Regions from separate parts of the Homo sapiens genome. Here region 2 is linked to region 1. Evidence: read pairs that join two places in POLR2A ChIA-PET (ENCODE). Cell type or tissue: PC-9. All regions are shown on one strand. Links, peaks and the distances in the headings refer to the core of each region. The heading gives the core; the rest is flanking DNA. Region 1 overlaps TRIM38 (tripartite motif containing 38). Region 2 overlaps RIPOR2 (RHO family interacting cell polarization regulator 2).

Region 1 (2,921 bases), core at 98-2,597:
TGTCCATGCTCCCTCTGTAAGGACTAGCTTTTGGTGATCGGATTTCCTTCACAGTGAGCCCAGATTAGAGAACACTTATCATAAAGGTCCTTAGTGGTGAATCTGTGCACAGCCCTGAGACTGGGCCACTGCCACTAAGATGGTGGTAGCAGGTATCACACAGTGGTAAAGCAATCATGCTATACACTCAGCCTTACAGTATAGTCACCAATCCTGTTAGTTAGAACCAGAATTAATGGCTCCAGATGTTTATCTTCCTACAGATAAAGCTGTAGATTGTACCATAACAGCTCTGGAGCAAGGGTTCTACAAGCAAATCAGGGAAAAGGTTATCACTCATTTTGGCTGCCCCACTTCATCACCCATCAGTCACCTAGTGGAGTATTTCAGGAGAGAGTCAACAACCAGGGTTCTCTGCACATGGGCCAAGGAGGCAAACAGTGGTAAATGTTATCCCGTGGTTTCATTTGGCCAAGCTGTGTTCCCTCAGAAGTTTATTTTTCTAATTGACATAAAGGTACCCTATAAATTAGTGAAGGCCAGCCTGATGGCACTGATGTACATCTAAAAGAAACATTACTTTATCTTCCCATGCTTCCTTACCATTCTCCTTTAATAGCACTATAACATACCTTTTTTCCCTACTCCAAGTACACAGCCTCACCTGCAGCAATTTCTGGGCTGAGCCCTGACATTTTTCCTCCAGTTCCAGGATGTGGCTCTTGAGTTCATTGCTCTTCAGCCCCAGACCAGCCTCATAGTCCCTCAGTCTACTCAGAGTCTGTTGTTCTTCTTTCTCCAGCCTCCAGAGATAAGACTTCTCTTCCTCATGTAGGAAACACTGGAGATTCTTAAAGTCAGACCGGATTTTTTGTCTCTGAATCTGTACCTTCTCCTGGAGTCAAGAAAGTATGGTCAAAAGGTGGAAGTAAACCAAATGTCCATCTATGGATGAATGGATAAACAAGAATGAAAGTCTGACACACGCTACTACATGACAAGCCTTGAAGACATTCAAGCAAAATAAGCCAGAAACAAAAGGGCAAATATTGTAAGACTTTGCTTATACAAGGCATCTGGAGTAGTTAAGTTCATAGAGACAGAAAGTAAAATAGTGGTTACAAGGTGTTGGCAAGACCAGAAAATGGACAGTTATTGTTTAATGGGTAGTGAGTTTCAGTTTAGAAGATGAAAGATGAAACTGAGTTGCAGTTTGGAGATGGGAATGGTGATGGTTGCACAACAATGTAACAATGTAAAAGCACTTAATTCTACTGAACTATATACTTAAAAGTGGTTAAATGCTTAAGTGTTATATATATTTTCACACAAACACACACACACACACAATCAGCCACTGGGACATTATTTTCTCATGAGTCACTGAAGCTGGAAGAATGTCCCCAGTTTCCTGCTGCAGAGTCATGTGTGGGAGGCAGGCACTCAGATGTGGAAGAGGTTGCCTCAGATTCCTTATAGTCACCCAATTAATTTTCTTGTTCTTCAGCCAAGACACAGGAGAAAGCTGGGTTAGGAGTGCTAGATAATTTAATTGTGAAACTAGGGCCAAGTTCAAACACTTTATCAGTTACAAGGATAAAAAGAGGTTTTTACTTATGATTTAAGAAGTTAGATTTCTGAGTTGGAGCGATTTTCTTGAAGTAAAAGCTTATAATGAACATCACCCAGACTGGATTTTAAGACAACCAGGCTGGTAAGAGGGTCCATAATTCTTGGCAGGGGGAGCTTTGAGTGTGACAGGCATTTATTATGGTTAACTGAGAAATACTGTTCTACTACCCTAGGGTCATCTTAAGCATTCCTATGTGTAAGACTGACAGAAATCAAGTGAAACTCTCATCTGAGGAGATGTAAAGTTGCAATTTCCATTAGTGCTGTCTAAATTAATGCAGTGGGAGTGTGTATTCAGGGCAATTTGAATCTATGTTCTTGGATTGCAGTCTTCAAACTTGGCCCAAATAAACTCTCTACTTATCTTAAAAAAATAAAAATTAAAAAATAAAAATAAATTCATACAGTGTTTTGATGACTATGATATAGAAGAAGGGTCTTTGACTTAGGATGAGGTGGAATTTTTGTGTAGGAGACAGGTGCAGCTTTAACTCTTGTATAGACGGGTTTTCATATATGTTAGTTACAATCAAGGTCTTCCCCATTGCCCAAGATCCTAGAAATGGGGGAAGTAAGAGTGTACTCAGGAGCTCAAGAGCAACATCCACAAACAAAGATCAGGGTAGAGGTTAGAGAGGACTCCTGAAAGAGAGAAAATTGGTAATCAGCTTGTGGGATTTTACTGCAAGCTAGTGAATTATATAAATATAAAGATTGGTGCAAAAGTAATTGTGGTTTTTGCCTTTACTTTAATGGCAAAGACCGCAATTACTTTTGCACAAACCTAAATATTTCCATAAAAGAATGTGGCTCTGATAATGTGGAGGTTAGTCAGCCACGGAAATAATCTGAAAGTTTGTAGTTGCAAGTGTGTAGGTTGTTGCATTACTTGTGATGTACTTATAAATCAAGTATAGGCCGGGTGCAGTGGCTCACGCCTGTAATCCCAGCACTTTGGGAGGCTGAGGTGGGTGAATCACGAGGTCAGGAGATCAAGACCATCCTGGCCAACATGGTGAAACCCCGTCTCTACTAAAATACAAAAAATTAGCCAGGCATGGTAGCACATGCCTGTAATCCCAGCTACTCAAGAGGCTGAGGCAGGGGAATTGCTTGAACCCGGGAGGTGGACATTGCAGTGAGCTGAGATCGCACCACTACACTCCAGCAAGACTCCATCTCAAAAAATAGTAATAATTTAAAAATAAATAAATAAATAAAGTATATTTCTTTCATCAGCTTCATGAGCTAGAGTAGTATGAATTTCAATCTGGAGTGATCCTGTTTTC
Region 2 (2,921 bases), core at 265-2,764, 1.0 Mb after region 1:
AAATTTTTAATCTTAATAGAAAGCGTAATAGAAAGCTTTTTAAAGAAAACATTGCAGTTTTGAGTGGTCTGCATTCTACAATCTGAGTAAAAAATCACGTGTTGCTCTGCAAACAGCTTCTAGAGAAGGCCCAGACCCCTTTTCTAACCATATTGCTGTATTGGGTACTTTGCATACAGAAATTCTGAAGCCATTGTTGTTTTTAAATCTTTGATTTTTAGCTTCCAGACTTCCAAACTGAGGGGAAGTAACATATATGCTGTGGAATGAGCAAAATATTTGAACTCATAAAACCTAGTTCAACTTACTAGTTGTTTGGCTTTAGGCAAATTACCTAACCCCTGAGAAGATTCAATTCCCTTTTTCCAGTGAAAATGATGATAATAAAGGTGATGGTAGTAGTGGTTGTAGTGGTGGTAATGGTGATGATGATTATGATGATACTGATGATGATGGTGGTGGTGGCGGTAGTGGTTGGACTGGTGGTAGTGATGATAGTGGTGGTAGCGATTATAGAGATAATAATAATTGTGGTGGTGGTAAGGTGATGATGATAATAATCATGATGATGATAGTGGTGGTAGTGGTATTGGTTATGATGGTGATGGTAGTGATGGTTGTAGTGGTGGTTATGGTGATGATGATTATGATGATAATGTTGATGATGGTGGTGGTGATAATGGTGGTGATAGTTATAGTTGTGGTGGTGGTGGTGATGGTAGTGGTGGTGAGGTGATGATGATGATATTCACGATGATGGTGATGGTGGTGGTGGTGGTGATGGTGGTAGTGATTGTAGTTGTGGTGGTGGTGGTGGTGGTGGTGGTGGTGATTGTAGCTGTGGTGGTGGTGGTGGTGGTGATTGTAGTTGTGGTGGTGCTGGTGGTAGTGGTGGTGGTGGTGCTTGTAGTTGTGGTGGTGGTCATGGTGGTGGTGATTGTAGTTGTGGTGGTGGTGGTGGTGGTGGTGGTAGTGAGATGATGATTATAATAATCATGGTGGTGGTGGTGATGGTGGTGGTGATTGTAGTTGTGGTGGTGGTGGTGGTGGTGGTGGTAGTGAGATGATGATTATAATAATCATGGTGGTGGTGGTGATGGTGGTGGTGATTGTAGTTGTGGTGGTGGTGGTGGTGGTGGTGGTAGTGAGATGATGATTATAATAATCATGGTGGTGGTGGTGATGATGATGGTGGTGGTGATGATGGTAATGGTGAAGATGATGCTGATGATGCTGCTGCTGATGATGATGTTGGTGGTGATGATGATGATGATGATGATGATTAACCACTCAAAAAACTGCTGCGTTTAAAGGGAGATAATGTATGATATACTTGAAAACCATAAGGGTTTACTACATAAATATCAGTTATTATGTAACGGCGATTTTCTCAGCTGTCTCAGCCCCCCAAGTCTATACAATTCCCCTCTTCTATTCCTGGCCTTTGTTAGGAAGAGCTGGCTTAATAAAAGACACAGTTGATTAAAGCAGAGCTATTGCGACTGCTCACCTCAAACACTTTCCTGAAAATATAGAGGTACCTCTGGCTCATGAATTAGCAAACCTGATTGCTATCTGATCTCCACCATGTGACCAAGGCAGGGCTGAGAATAACCCCATTGCTTGGCACAGAATACATACATGATTACTTACCCATGTGCTATTGCTTTAATCAATCTGGTCTCCGCCTGAAAATTCTCTGGGTATCCAAGGGAGAAACATGTACTATGGCAGTTTTATTGTGTAGAGGGGCCCCTTGCCTCCTCCAGAAATGCTGGAGGTGAAAATCATATCTTTAACCGTATCTTTAACAGTATGCAGGACCTATTTCCTGAGTAAATATTTACTTGTGGTAAACACATCAGAGGCACTGCCTCCCCCATCACCACTTTACAGAGTTCTTTTAAAAACGTAATCTGAGAAAAGCTGAACTTTCTGTATTTGTTAAAACATTTCTAATTTAAAGATAACACCCACTGAAAACTTTAATGTTGTATATATTAAGTATTTTAGGACAGCAATTAAGATTTTTAAATGAAGCCTCTACAATGTTCCCTCTAGTGGTGTTTTGTTTTTGTTTTAGATTCCATTGTTTTAAAAATATTTTCAGTGGTAAAACTTCCTGAAAAAAAGATAAGCTGTTTATGTGTATTTGTGTGTAAACATTAATTTTATACAAATGTACAGGACAAACATTAGCTCAGTTGCTTCATAATAATACTACATGTACATGGGACAGAGAAAGAGTGAATAGAATCAATCCTCTGTGAGCTCATTAACAAATATTTATTGAGTGCCACTCATAAAAGTTATGAGAGGGCACATAATTAGTTGGTTAGGTTGAAAACAGTACCAGCTGCAGCAGGATAGACCAAGAATGGATGAACCAAATTTTTTTTTTTTTTTGAGATGGAGTCTCACTCTGTCACCAGGCTGGAGTACAGTGGTGCAATCTTGGTTCACTGCAACCTCCGCCTCCTGGGTTCAAGCGATTCTCCTGCCTCAGCCTCCTGAGTAGTTGGGATTACAGGCATGTGCCACCACGCCCAGCTAATTTTTGTATTTTTAATAGAGACGGGGTTTCACCATGTTAGCCAGGATGATCTCGATCTCTTGACCTCCTGATCCACCCACCTCGGCTTCCCAAAGTGCTGGGATTACAGGCATGACCCACCGCGCCCAGCCTGAACCTAAATTCTCTACACTTCTGGAAAGGCAACTGATGGTGGGTCAGAAGCATCATCTGCCCTATGCAAAAAGACAACACAGCTTGTCCTTTACAACAAGGACTACAATGCAGTAGACACAGATAGCCCCGTGAGTCTTCCTAATATTGATAATACACCCAGAAAGATAGGTGTTTATGCCTTTATGACCCACCAGGTAACACTGAGAACTGCACACAGTGAGTCAGTGGCTTT

What was found. ChIA-PET counts read pairs that join two places held together with the same protein. Peaks named below come from ENCODE experiments on the same cell type or tissue, not always from the same donor. Only the 100,000 strongest peaks of a DNase experiment are listed, where the experiment ranks them.
Region 2: POLR2A ChIA-PET joins it to region 1 with 6 read pairs; 2 of 35 experiments call an interaction of 5 or more read pairs at or near these places.

What each region holds. Positions count from the first base shown.
Region 1 is chr6:25,969,843-25,972,763 of GRCh38, reverse strand. TRIM38 (tripartite motif containing 38) reads right to left here. Exons shown (of 8, transcript NM_006355.5): 5 at 665-895. Among named protein-coding and RNA genes, the nearest start is that of TRIM38, 8.5 kb to the right of the region's middle. RefSeq lists an enhancer at 546-1,745. In PC-9, for the core only: no CTCF peak of the experiment used is centred there; a DNase peak (open chromatin) is centred at 1,413; H3K4me3 peaks cover 392 bases; H3K27ac peaks cover 2,428 bases.
Region 2 is chr6:24,925,186-24,928,106 of GRCh38, reverse strand. All of the region lies in intron 1 of RIPOR2 (RHO family interacting cell polarization regulator 2), which reads left to right. Among named protein-coding and RNA genes, the nearest start is that of RIPOR2, 9.3 kb to the left of the region's middle. In PC-9, for the core only: no CTCF peak of the experiment used is centred there; DNase peaks (open chromatin) are centred at 1,816 and 2,266; H3K4me3 peaks cover 590 bases.